Regions from separate parts of the Homo sapiens genome. Here region 2 is linked to region 1. A link is a loop called in an ENCODE intact Hi-C map of the cell type or tissue named here. Cell type or tissue: sigmoid colon. All regions are shown on one strand. Each heading gives the region's core, and the rest is flanking DNA. Links, peaks and the distances in the headings are about the cores only. Region 1 overlaps SHANK2 (SH3 and multiple ankyrin repeat domains 2). Region 2 overlaps SHANK2 (SH3 and multiple ankyrin repeat domains 2).

What was found. Hi-C counts contacts between places; a loop is a spot of excess contacts. Peaks named below come from ENCODE experiments on the same cell type or tissue, not always from the same donor. Only the 100,000 strongest peaks of a DNase experiment are listed, where the experiment ranks them.
Region 2: a loop joins it to region 1, with 5 times the contacts of the local background. A loop is called at or near these places in 3 of 110 quality-filtered maps.

The regions. Positions count from the first base shown.
Region 1 is chr11:70,911,646-70,917,011 of GRCh38, forward strand. The region is part of intron 10 of SHANK2 (SH3 and multiple ankyrin repeat domains 2); the gene reads right to left. Among named protein-coding and RNA genes, the nearest start is that of MIR3664, 42 kb to the left of the region's middle. In sigmoid colon, for the core only: no CTCF peak of the experiment used is centred there; DNase peaks (open chromatin) are centred at 2,136 and 2,536; H3K4me3 peaks cover 723 bases; H3K27ac peaks cover 191 bases.
Region 2 is chr11:70,826,101-70,831,466 of GRCh38, forward strand. The region is part of intron 11 of SHANK2 (SH3 and multiple ankyrin repeat domains 2); the gene reads right to left. Among named protein-coding and RNA genes, the nearest start is that of SHANK2-AS3, 34 kb to the right of the region's middle. In sigmoid colon, for the core only: no CTCF peak of the experiment used is centred there; DNase peaks (open chromatin) are centred at 487, 701, 2,581 and 2,882; H3K4me3 peaks cover 1,468 bases; H3K27me3 peaks cover 1,848 bases.

The DNA of each region.
Region 1 (5,366 bases), core at 206-5,205:
CAAGAACTGGAGACATCAGCCTCACAGAAGCTGTGAGTGCACCTGCAGCTTCTATGGGCCAGGGAGTACAACTCATGGCTATTGTTGTTTGCTCAGGAACATCATCTCCTACCCCAAAATGACAAGAGTGAGAATGGTGGTAGAACTGGTCAGTGGCCAGGCGTGGTGGCTCACACCTGTAATCCCTGCACTTTGGGAGGCAGAGGTGGGAGGATCACCTGAGGTCAGGAGTTTGAGACCAGCCTGGCCAACATGGTAAAATCCCGTCTCTACTAAAAATACAAAAATCAGCTGGGCATGGTGGCAGGCACCTGTAATCCCAGCTACTTGGGAGGCTGAGGCAGGAGAATTGCTTGAACCTGGGAGGCAGAGGTTGCAGAGAGCTGAGATTGGACCACTGCACTCCAGCCTGGGCAACAGAGTGAGACTCTGTCAAAAAAAAAAAAAAAAAAAAAAAAAAAAAAAAAAAAGAAAGAAAGAAAGAAAGAAAAGAGAAGAGAAGAGAAGTCAGCTTATGAAGGTGGTGGTGGTGACACTTACCACGTGACCTTATGCAAGCAGAAAATATTTTACTTCATTCAATGATGTGAAGGAAGTTTAACAAATTATATAAGCTAAAATCATGCTTATGGGGTATCAACTACATTTTTTAAAATTGGACTAGTTGGGTGTTGATATGGTTTGGCTGTGTTCCCATCCAAATCTCAACTTGAATTGTATCTCCCAGAATTCCTACATGTTGTGGGAGGGACCCGGGGAGAGGTAATTGAATCACGGGGGCCGGTCTTTCCCATGCTATTCTTGTGATAGTGAATAAGTCTCAGGAGATCTCATAGGTTTACCAGGGGTTTCTGCTTTTGCTTCTTCCTCATTTTTTCTCTTACTGTCACCATGTAAGAAGTGCCGTTTGCCTCCTGCCATGATTCTGAGGCCTCCCCAGCCGTGTGGAACTGTAAGTCCACATGCTAAACCATGATGATGCATCGTGCACCACGATGATACATCTCTAAACACCTCAGCATTTGCAGAAATGAAGGGGGCGCTCCTGCAAGAAACGTCACACTCAGAAGATCGGCACTCACCCCCAGACTTCCTTCAAAACCACTTAAACCTCTTTTTGTTTCCAGTTTTGGGTATGTCTATCAGCAGTGTGAAAATGAACTAATACAGGTGTTTACACGGGGTTTTATTTGGTCAGCTTCTACAGAAATCCAAATTAACAATTTCATTAAAGTCACTATCATGTGTCACATCGGGGAACAATTTCTGAGACAGGAACAAAAATTGACCACAAAAAGATCTCCCGGGAAAACTGTCTTATTTCCTTCAGTTCTCTGGACTTATCAATTTACAGTCTCAGGGAACTGAACTACAGATTCTAAGCCAGTTCCTCATTCATTTCCTTTCCCCTCCACTTCTCCAGCAAAGAAAAGGAAATTAAAAAAAAAAAAAAAACCTACCCTCCCATCCTCTCACAGCCTCCTGGTATGTTTATAAATAAATTCAGGTTAGGTCATGTCGTTTAGAAAAAAAGGCATTCAATTTATAATTAATCCCAGTGAGAAAGAAGAAACTTATTATATAAAGAGATTTGTTTTCCTTCTTTTCCTTCATTTGTCCTAAATGATAGACCCTATTATGACAACTTGGACCCTTCAGGGACCATATGGAATACCCAGGGGGCTCTATGTGCTAAAATGGATGGGAGGTATGAGAATTAAATTCAACACAATTAAATAACATAAAATTGCATTTCAATTCCTCCGGGAACAAAAAAAAATCAAAAGGCATTTACTGTATTAGGAAAATTCTAAAGATCATTATTAAGTTCCTTGTAACTGGCAGGTAAAAGTTCAGGAGAAAGAAGCAAACAGAGAAAGGAGAAGGGAGGGAGACCAAGAGGGAAAGAAACAGCAAAGAACCAGGGATGGTTTTCCTCAATGTTGTTTTTAAGATCCTTGCAAATAATTTAAAAACCACTAAAAATATAAGCTAAGGCCTCAGAGTTCCCACTTTGGGATCTGGGGGCTAAAAGAGAAGATTCTGAGTTTAGACGTTGGCTCTAAACCCTGCCCCAGACTTCATGCGGAAACATACCCTAAAAAGGCATCCTCTCCAGAGACGAGGAGCAGCAGGCATTAGGACCCTACATGGTGTCATTGCCGGATGGCCAGGCTCTCTGTGCTTCTGGTTCAATCAGAGCCGGTCTTTTCATTTCCATTTGGAAAACAACACTCACGTTTAACCACACAATCATCTCATTGTTCAGGTAATGCTGCCACACTTCATTAGGGAAAGCAGCTGGCATCAGGGTGTTCTCGTTAGAGCAGTGCTGTGAGTGTTTATTGCTTTTCAATTAATCCACTTTTGGATTTAGCATATTTACACTGGGGCGGCAAGCAGAGAACAGGGCGGCGGTGGGGGATTTCTGTAAGGAGTTGTCGGGCCCTCAAAGCAGGTGCAGGGCCCCGCCCAGCCACACTGCCACTGCAGCATCTTGTTACAGGGCCCTGAGAAGGCACACCCTGCTCAGCTGCATTGGACAGCCTGTTTCCGGAAATCGGGCTCTGGGGCTCATACAGAGCCACAGGAACAAGTGTGCAATGGGGTTCCGCTGAGACACAGAGTCCCTCCCCCGACCCTCTCGGTCTTCCTCTCAGGTAGAATCCACCTGGCACCAGGAGAGCATGAGCAATACCCAGGCTTTTCTGGCATCCCCTCAAACCAGGGGCTAGAAAAAGGTCATCACACCACACCTCCCACCTGTCCATGCTGGGGCCTTCCCGGGAATACAGAGAGAAGCTTAAAAACCCAGCCTCGCACAGAAAGGCCTTTCAAAAACACAACGCCCTTGCAAACACACACAAGAGGCTGAGTATATGAAGAGGAGGGTTGGGCACGGTAGCTCACACCTGCAATCCCAGTGCTTTGGGAGGCCAAGATGGGAGGATCACTTGAAGCCAGGAGTGTAAGACCGGCCTGGGCAAGGTCTTAAGCAAGAACCCTACCTCTACAAAAAAAATAAATAAAATAAAATAAAATAAAATAAAATAAAATAAAATAAAATAAAATAAAACAAAACAAAACAAAGTAAAATTAGCCCAGCGTGGTAGCGCACACCTGTAACCCCAGCTATTCAGGAGACTGCGAAGGGAGGATCCCTTGAGCCTAGGAATTTGAGAATTTGAGGCTGCAGTGAGCTATAATCGCACCACTGCACTCCAGTCTGTTGACAAAGCGAGACTCTGTCTTAAAAAAAAAAAAAAGAAAGAAAGAAAAAAAAAAGGAAGAAAATTCAGTTGTTAAAGTATTTAACTGGAAACAGCAGGAATCTTGTAGGCTACAACACCATTCACTTTGGAAATGCACTTTCCTCTCCACAAGCTGCATCTCAGCTTCCTTTCCCTAATCTTAGTAATGTGATCTGTGGGTGAAGCCGACAGCTATTGGCTGGCAATGACTTTCCAGATGATTTCTGGGTACTGCTGGCTTGCGGGACACGTTCATCCTCAGCTCCCAATATGATCCCTCAAAAATACGGATGCCTTCTTTAAACACAGACGTTGGGCCCTCGGAGACACTTTGCTGCCACTGGGAATCTCATCTCAAATGTGCAGGGCTGCTGTTCCCAAATCCGCCAGCACATGTTAGCAGACTGTACACACACCCCCAAAAAAATCCCCTAGCAACTACACGCTGGCGCCTAACATTTTAATTCTTTCAGTTATGATTCATGGTGCCATCTGTGGACAGATAATGAGAGACAATAATCCAAGAATAGCTATCAGGCATTTGTTCAGCAGAGTTTCAGCATCAGTTGCATCCAAGTATGGGAAGGGACGGTGCCATCCCAGGAGTGCCTAACCACTCCCATGGCTAACATGGGACTCAGTGAATCAGATCAGCAGGTCTGGCCGCCGAGCCCACCCGAGTGACATCATGCCCTCAACTGTGCTCAAACTCCTGAGAATACCGAGAGCATGGCTGCAAGGTCCAGGAGGGAGTTAAAGGCAACAGGCATAAGAGAATTCACAGGAGCCCACCCCACAAAAGGGCTGCCTGCCTCGCGGGACGGACGGGATGATGGAGGGGCTGTGGCTATGAGAAAGGGGACTCCCTTGAGGCTTGCTTAAGCTTGCCAAGGAGAAAGATGCGTTGCTCAGTCATAAAATCAAGGCCATGCTTTAAAGACTTCTGGATGACTTGACTTATGACACTCAGGCACAACATCATTTTTTTCTCATTCTAAACACTGTGTGTGTTCCCTGACCTCCATTTATTTCAGAGCGCAGGCCTGGCTGTCAGCAGACACAGACATGGGTTTCTGGACACTACACCCTCCACCTTGTTGTGCTCTTCCCCGATTCACATCACCTTGCTCTTGTTTTTGGGAGCCAGACATGTCTAGGGAGGCCTACATATTTTCTGCAGAAAAGAATTAGAGAAGAATGAAGGGCAATTACCACCTTCTTTCAGTGGTTTGCCCAAAGCCATTCTAAACCGGGCAATGTGTCTACCTGTGAATCCTGAGGGATAAAGGACATTCTTGGCCGTCCCTTGCCTCTTGGGAGAGGGTAGAGTTCAGATAAGTCGAGCCCCATGCCCCGTGTAACAGTTCATGCTGAGTTTAATACTCACGGGCACTGTCTGGGGGAAAGGTTGGGGGACATGGAAATGGCCTAGTTGCAGCAGAGTGGGAGGCAGCATAGAACAGTACCCCTCGCCAACCCGGCTGGCCATCACATGGCCACACAGTGGACAGAGGTACAGAAAGCTCTTGGCACTTCTGAAATGCGAGGCTGGCAGACAGCAGAAAAGCTAAATCCTAGCATCAGTCACTCATGTGTATGTGTGTGCGTGTACACACACACACAGCTGCCCCGCCACCCTTTCACACAGTAGCACAGCAAGCTTCAGGAATTATTTCCAGAATTCTAATGGAGCATGATTCACCGGCAAGAGGATGATGACCTAATTATCCACCTGTGTCAGTTAAATGGCAAGAAGCCCCCTCGCCCTCCCTTCGCCTGGCACAGCATTCAGCATCTTCCTGCTGTCTGAAGAGAGGCTTGCAAAATGCTAATGTGACTCCAGGGTCTCTATCCTGAAAGCTTGCAGGTATCCAAGCAGCCTGGGGAAAGGGAAGCCAGGAGCACATGGAGTCCAAGAAGAAACTGAACCCCAGCAGGCTCTGGTGTCTTAATGTACAAATGTCCTCCTATGATAAGCAAATGTATCATTTCTCAATCTCCACGGTACCTGCGACCTTAAGCACCAGGTGCATGTGGGGAGGGTATGGAGGGAGGTTAGGAAACCATTGCTTTTGGATGCTTTGCTTAATTTTTATTAGGACACAGAAAATGAAA
Region 2 (5,366 bases), core at 75-5,074, 86 kb before region 1:
CGGCCAGTGCCTAGCAGCCCTCTGGTCACTGAGGACTATAGTCAAAACTTCCTTTATTTTCCCTAGGACTTAGTTCCTAACACACTCCGTGGCACGGTCCCCACGGATGGCCATTCCGGAATGGAGTTCCACAAGGGCTGAAGGTTTGAAAGCAGCACACGATAAGGCGAGACCTTCCACCGCGTTATATTCCGGACCAACTCAAACCAAACCGTATCCCAAACCAAAGTCATTATCCCCTGACATGCTAGGGATTAACAACTGGCAATTTTAGGAGGAACTGGAGTCCTCCCTCTCCCCCACCCCGAGAATCAGCAAGCAGCTGCTAATTCCCATGCACCCGGCTCCCGACAGCTTTTTCCTTACCTTCCTTCTTGGTGAAGGCATTTAACAAAGACTTCATTTTCCCTCTGACTTTGGCAGCGGTCCGCTCATTATATAACCTTCCTGGATGGGAGGAAGGACAGGCGTGCAGCCCGGCCCCTCGGTGCTAGAGCAGCTGGGACCCGGGGAGAGGTGGCGGGTGTCTGGGCACGGTGCACTTCCGAGCATAGCTGGGCATGCCAGACCCAGCGTGCTGGTGACAAAGCCCACCCCATATTCTGTCTGTCAGCTGGGAACCAACTGCACGTAGACGGGCTGCTCTCAAACCCGGCTACCTCTCGCGGCGCGCGTCATGTGAGCCGGGCTACTCTGCTTTTGTGCTCAGGGCATTGAGGAAGAGGCACCGCGGAGGGTTAACGCGGATCAGGCGTCCTCGAGCTGGCAGCTGGGAGACGCCGGGAGGCATGAGTGAGCTCGAGCCCCAGTTATCCAAGGAAACTCGGGCTGGTGCTGGGCGCTCCATGCGCCTGTGCCTAAATATACTGCACTGTGCTTTTCTATTTTTTTAAAAAAAAATTTTTTTAAAGAAAAAGCCAAGTTTGTTTGTCAGCTAGCAGATGTGGTAAGACAGACAAGGGGGAGGGAAGCGTACAAGTACCAGATAAGCTTCACACCAGACCCACGTTCCCCGGGCAGACATGGCCAGCATTCTGGAATTTCTGAACACGACCTATATTTCTGTTCAAAAGAATCAGACACAAGTGCCCATGACTTCTCTGGCTCCCCACCCATCGAGGTAATTACCCTGGAAAAAACAGGACTCCACCCCCTCCTACTTTTTTTTTTTTTTTTTTAAAGAGAGAGATAAAAAGACAATTAAACTGAGACCCTGCCAAGGATGGCCCCGATTCCAGGCAGCTGATAAAAGCGAGCTCTTCAGGGTCACTTTAGGCATTTCCTCAGCATTTCCAACCCAACAGAAGAAGAGAAAAGAGGAAAGCTGCCCCTTGGAAGCCCTACATGGAGAAAGTCAGATTTATAAAGCAAACACAGAGAAGTGGATGCAGGCTGGTGCCCTGTGGCAGGTGGACAGTGAGTTATTTCTACACCAGGAGAAGGAGCTTCCTGAAGCTACGTGGAGCATCCAGGGGCAAGGTTCTGTTGCCGGATGCCTCTGCTGGGCTGTAATTTAGTGTGCTGTGTGTGTGTGTGTGTTTTTTTTTTTTTTTTTTCTGGTTGCTAAGAGAACTGCTTCAGAAATTTAAAACACACACACACACACACACACACACACACACACACACAACCAGAGAAAGACGAGACAAGACGAGGAAAAAGCAACCAGAGCACTAAAGTTTAATTCCATATGGTTGACACACTTTGTGTCAATAAAAATGGCGGTGTGAGAACAAGAAGGCTGGGGGCCCCCCAGGAGCCTTTCCCTGAAGGCGTACCAGGGACGGGACTGCGGCATGCCTCGGTGAGGGCCTCTGGCTTTAGGGAGAGCAGAGACTGCCACAGAATCACTGAGTGTACGCCCTATATCAGCTGAGCACCCGAACAGCATCTCTTGGCCGGGTGCGGTGGCTCACGCCTGTAATCCCAGTGCTTCGGAAGGTGGAGGCGGTTGAATTGCTTGAGCCCAGGAATTTGAGACCAGCCTGGGCAACACAGTGAGACCCCGTTTCCATGAAAAATAATTTAAAAACATTAGCCGGGTGTGGTCGTGCGCCTGTGGTCCCAGCTACTCAGGAGGCTGAGGCAGGAGGATTGCTTGAGCCTAGAAGTTCAATGCTCCAATGAGCTATGATTGCACCACTGCACATCAGCCTGGGGATAGAGCAAGACTGTCTCCAAAAACAAACAAAAAACCCCACAAAAACCCAGAAATAACGATAAACTTCATCTCTTATTTAACTCACACAACTCATGAGCCATGTCAAAACTCTGCCGGGGTGACATTCTCACCCTACCATGCATCACCGACTCATAAAACTGAGTCAAAGCCATTTCTAAGACTTGCATTAAGAAACGGTTCTGAGGTCAGAGCCACCAGTGTGTCCCACAGAGTTCATGCACCTCCTCGGACACTCTGAGCAAGGCTGAACAGCTTCCAGAAGAACCCTCCTCGGATGCACAAAGCTTTCCCCCACTTCGGGAGGCCTGACGATGTGTCCTCCGGGTGGACCAGCCAGGGGGGCCAGAAGCTTTCCAGATGGTGAGTGTCTAGTTCATTGCCATGTGCTGGCCTGGCTGCCTGCCCTGGCTGGCGAGCGCTGGGAGGCTGAGACGGGGATGCCACCGTGTCCGTATTGGTGTGTACAGGGAGCTCCTCCAAGGCTGGGGGACCCGGCTGGTCGTGTGCTCAGCCACGTGAGCCCAGAGGACTCATCAAAGCGCAGGGAACTCTCGGGGAGACTCAGTGACGCTCAACACCCCCTCCATCTGTCACTGATCGATTCCCTCCCAAAAGCACAGAGCCTCATCCCAAGCCAAGTTTCTGAGCCAATCACTGCTCCGGCGCTGCTGCCTCTGCGGCCTGCCATGGTGTGGGGAGAGCCTGCACGTTTCTGGGCTGGTGAGGCCAGGATGGCCCTTGGCCTGAGGCCAGCGGTGTCCTGTCATCTTTGGCTGCCTTGCCGGCCACGGAAGACCTTGGGTGGAGGGTGTAAGGAAGAAGCCACCTCCCTGGGACCATGTGACAATCCTGCATCTGTTCTGACTGGTGGACCAGGCAGGGGACAAAATGGAGCCTTTTTCCCCTCACGGGGGCCTCCAATGTCAAATATGTCAAAGGACCAAGAAGAGGCCCTGCCCCATCTAAACCAGAGAAAAACCCAGAACCTCTGGACGGGAGCCACGCAGCAGCACTCACAGCTGGCCCAGAAAGGACCCTCAGCGGCCACCGTCCGGTGCGTGTGCAGCAGCTGCTCCTGGAGGTGCATTTGCCCACAAGCAGGAGCCCAGGCAGGGGTTCCATGAACCCTGGGCTGCCCAGGGAGAAGGGAAGGAGCCTTCCCAAGACAAGGCCCCGTCACCAGGAATACGGCTGGCTTCCACCCCTGGGGTCCCTCTGCCCCGCCCACCCCCACCCCTGCACCCCATGTCCCATCTGGTTTGGGGGCATGCGCAGAAGACAGCCAGCCAGATCTGAAGACCCAGGCCTGCTTCTCAGCCTGTGCAGGGGTGAGGGGCGGGGCAGGATGAGGCTTTGGACACAAGACGATTTGAGGAATCCAGGGAACACCCCCAGGCTAAAGGATCCCTTTTCCAGACACCTTCAATTCTTTCAATAAGCAGACAACTTTTCCCGCCCACACTCGGAGGAGGCTGAGTAAACCATTCACAAAGATCAGGAGCGGTGGTGGCTCCATCAGTCTCATGCACACACCTACTGAGTGCCCGGTCCTGGGCCAGGCTCTGCCACACGGGGTCTTCTGGTCAACCCCACAGAAATCCTGCCAAGGGAGTTGGGCCATTCTTGACACCACTGTCCTGGCCATGTGGTAGGCTCTCCGTGGATAATTCCAGCGACGGGGGACTCACTACCTTTGCACAGGGGTTCTCACTGTCAGACGCGGGCAGCAGCCTGTAAGAGCCTCCTTCCCCCACACCCACCACTTGCCCCCTTCCCTGGTGGGTGCAGACCACTTCCTCATTTGCCAAGAAGTCTGGCGCTGAAGGCACAGACTCTGCCCCGACAAACGCAAACCTTTGTGCAGCCTCCAGGGCAGTTTTCATCTGGTGTCCCCATCCCTGCCTTTCTGGGGGAATATTTATCTTCCAGCCCTGGGATGTGGCCATGGGAACATCAGCATTCCTCCTGCCCCTCGTTTTATGAGCATGTCCGTGGCCTGAAGCCTGCCCTGCCTGCCTGGCTGGGAGGGAAGTTCTGTGTGGACAAATGTTCCGTGTGAGTGTTTGGGGTCCGGGCCCTCCCAGAAATCCACACTTGGGGTTATTGCAGGAGACGAGCTCACCCCTGAGCCCCAGGTAGATGGTTCGCATTCTCCTGCCATCTGCACACAGGCCCGGCCCTTCACCCTCCAAGCCACGGAGACCCAGAAACCTGCCACCGACCAGGTGACCTTGGAGAGCTGGGGAAGCAGAGGCGGGTGCACAGCCTCCCGCAGAACTCCGGGAATTCGCTAGCGCCCTTCCCATCTCTAAAACAAGTATTCCGAGGATGACCGAGCGCTAGTGGTTGAGATGAAAATTAAGACAAAGATAAAAGATGAAACTTAAAAACCCATTTTCCCTGGAGGCTTCCAGAGATCTTCTTCTCTGAGAAAAGCCTCAGGCTTTGGGAATGTCCCCGTGGAGCTGCCATCCTGGGTCCCTGAGACCAGCAGCAAGGCTGTCAGATGAGACAGACGAGGTTCAGAGAGGCTGAGCGCTAAGCTGCCCAGGGCCTGGGAAGGGTCAGACATCCCTGCTGCACCCACATAGGTTTCCACGCATTGGAGCCCAAATGCCCACAGCATGGCTGAGCACTCCCTTCCTTCTGCCTTTAGACCCACTGTTCCTATAGGGGTCCTGCGTGGAGGGCCTACAACGACCCTGGAGGCTTGTGCCGGCCACATTCCTACTGAATGCAGATGAGGTTTTATTTCAAATGGATTTCATTCTGGAAGAGGGAGAGATTGGAGGGGAAGAACTTCCAGGTGTGAGTTGGGCTGGGGGCAGGCGGGTAGCAGAGAGGGTGGCAATGTGAGTGGTTGGTGATGAAGCTATCCACCTGCCTGCCTGCCCGCACACCCACCCGTCCCAAAACTCAGGCAAGCACCTTTTGAGTCTGTTTGTTGCCTGCCCGCACGCCCACCCATCTCAAAACGCAGGCGAGCACCTTTTGAGTCTGTTTGTTGTCCATGGACAGATGAAAAACCAGGAGGAAAGAGGAGAGGGAGGCTCTGAAGTCAGAGTTTCCAGAAAGGAAAAGGGTCACCCCCAAATGAACCCCAAACTCTCAGCCACCCAACCTGGCTCTTCAGACACCAACTCAGCTCCACTCAGCCCAGTTCCAGTGCCTGGCCCTTGGTGCT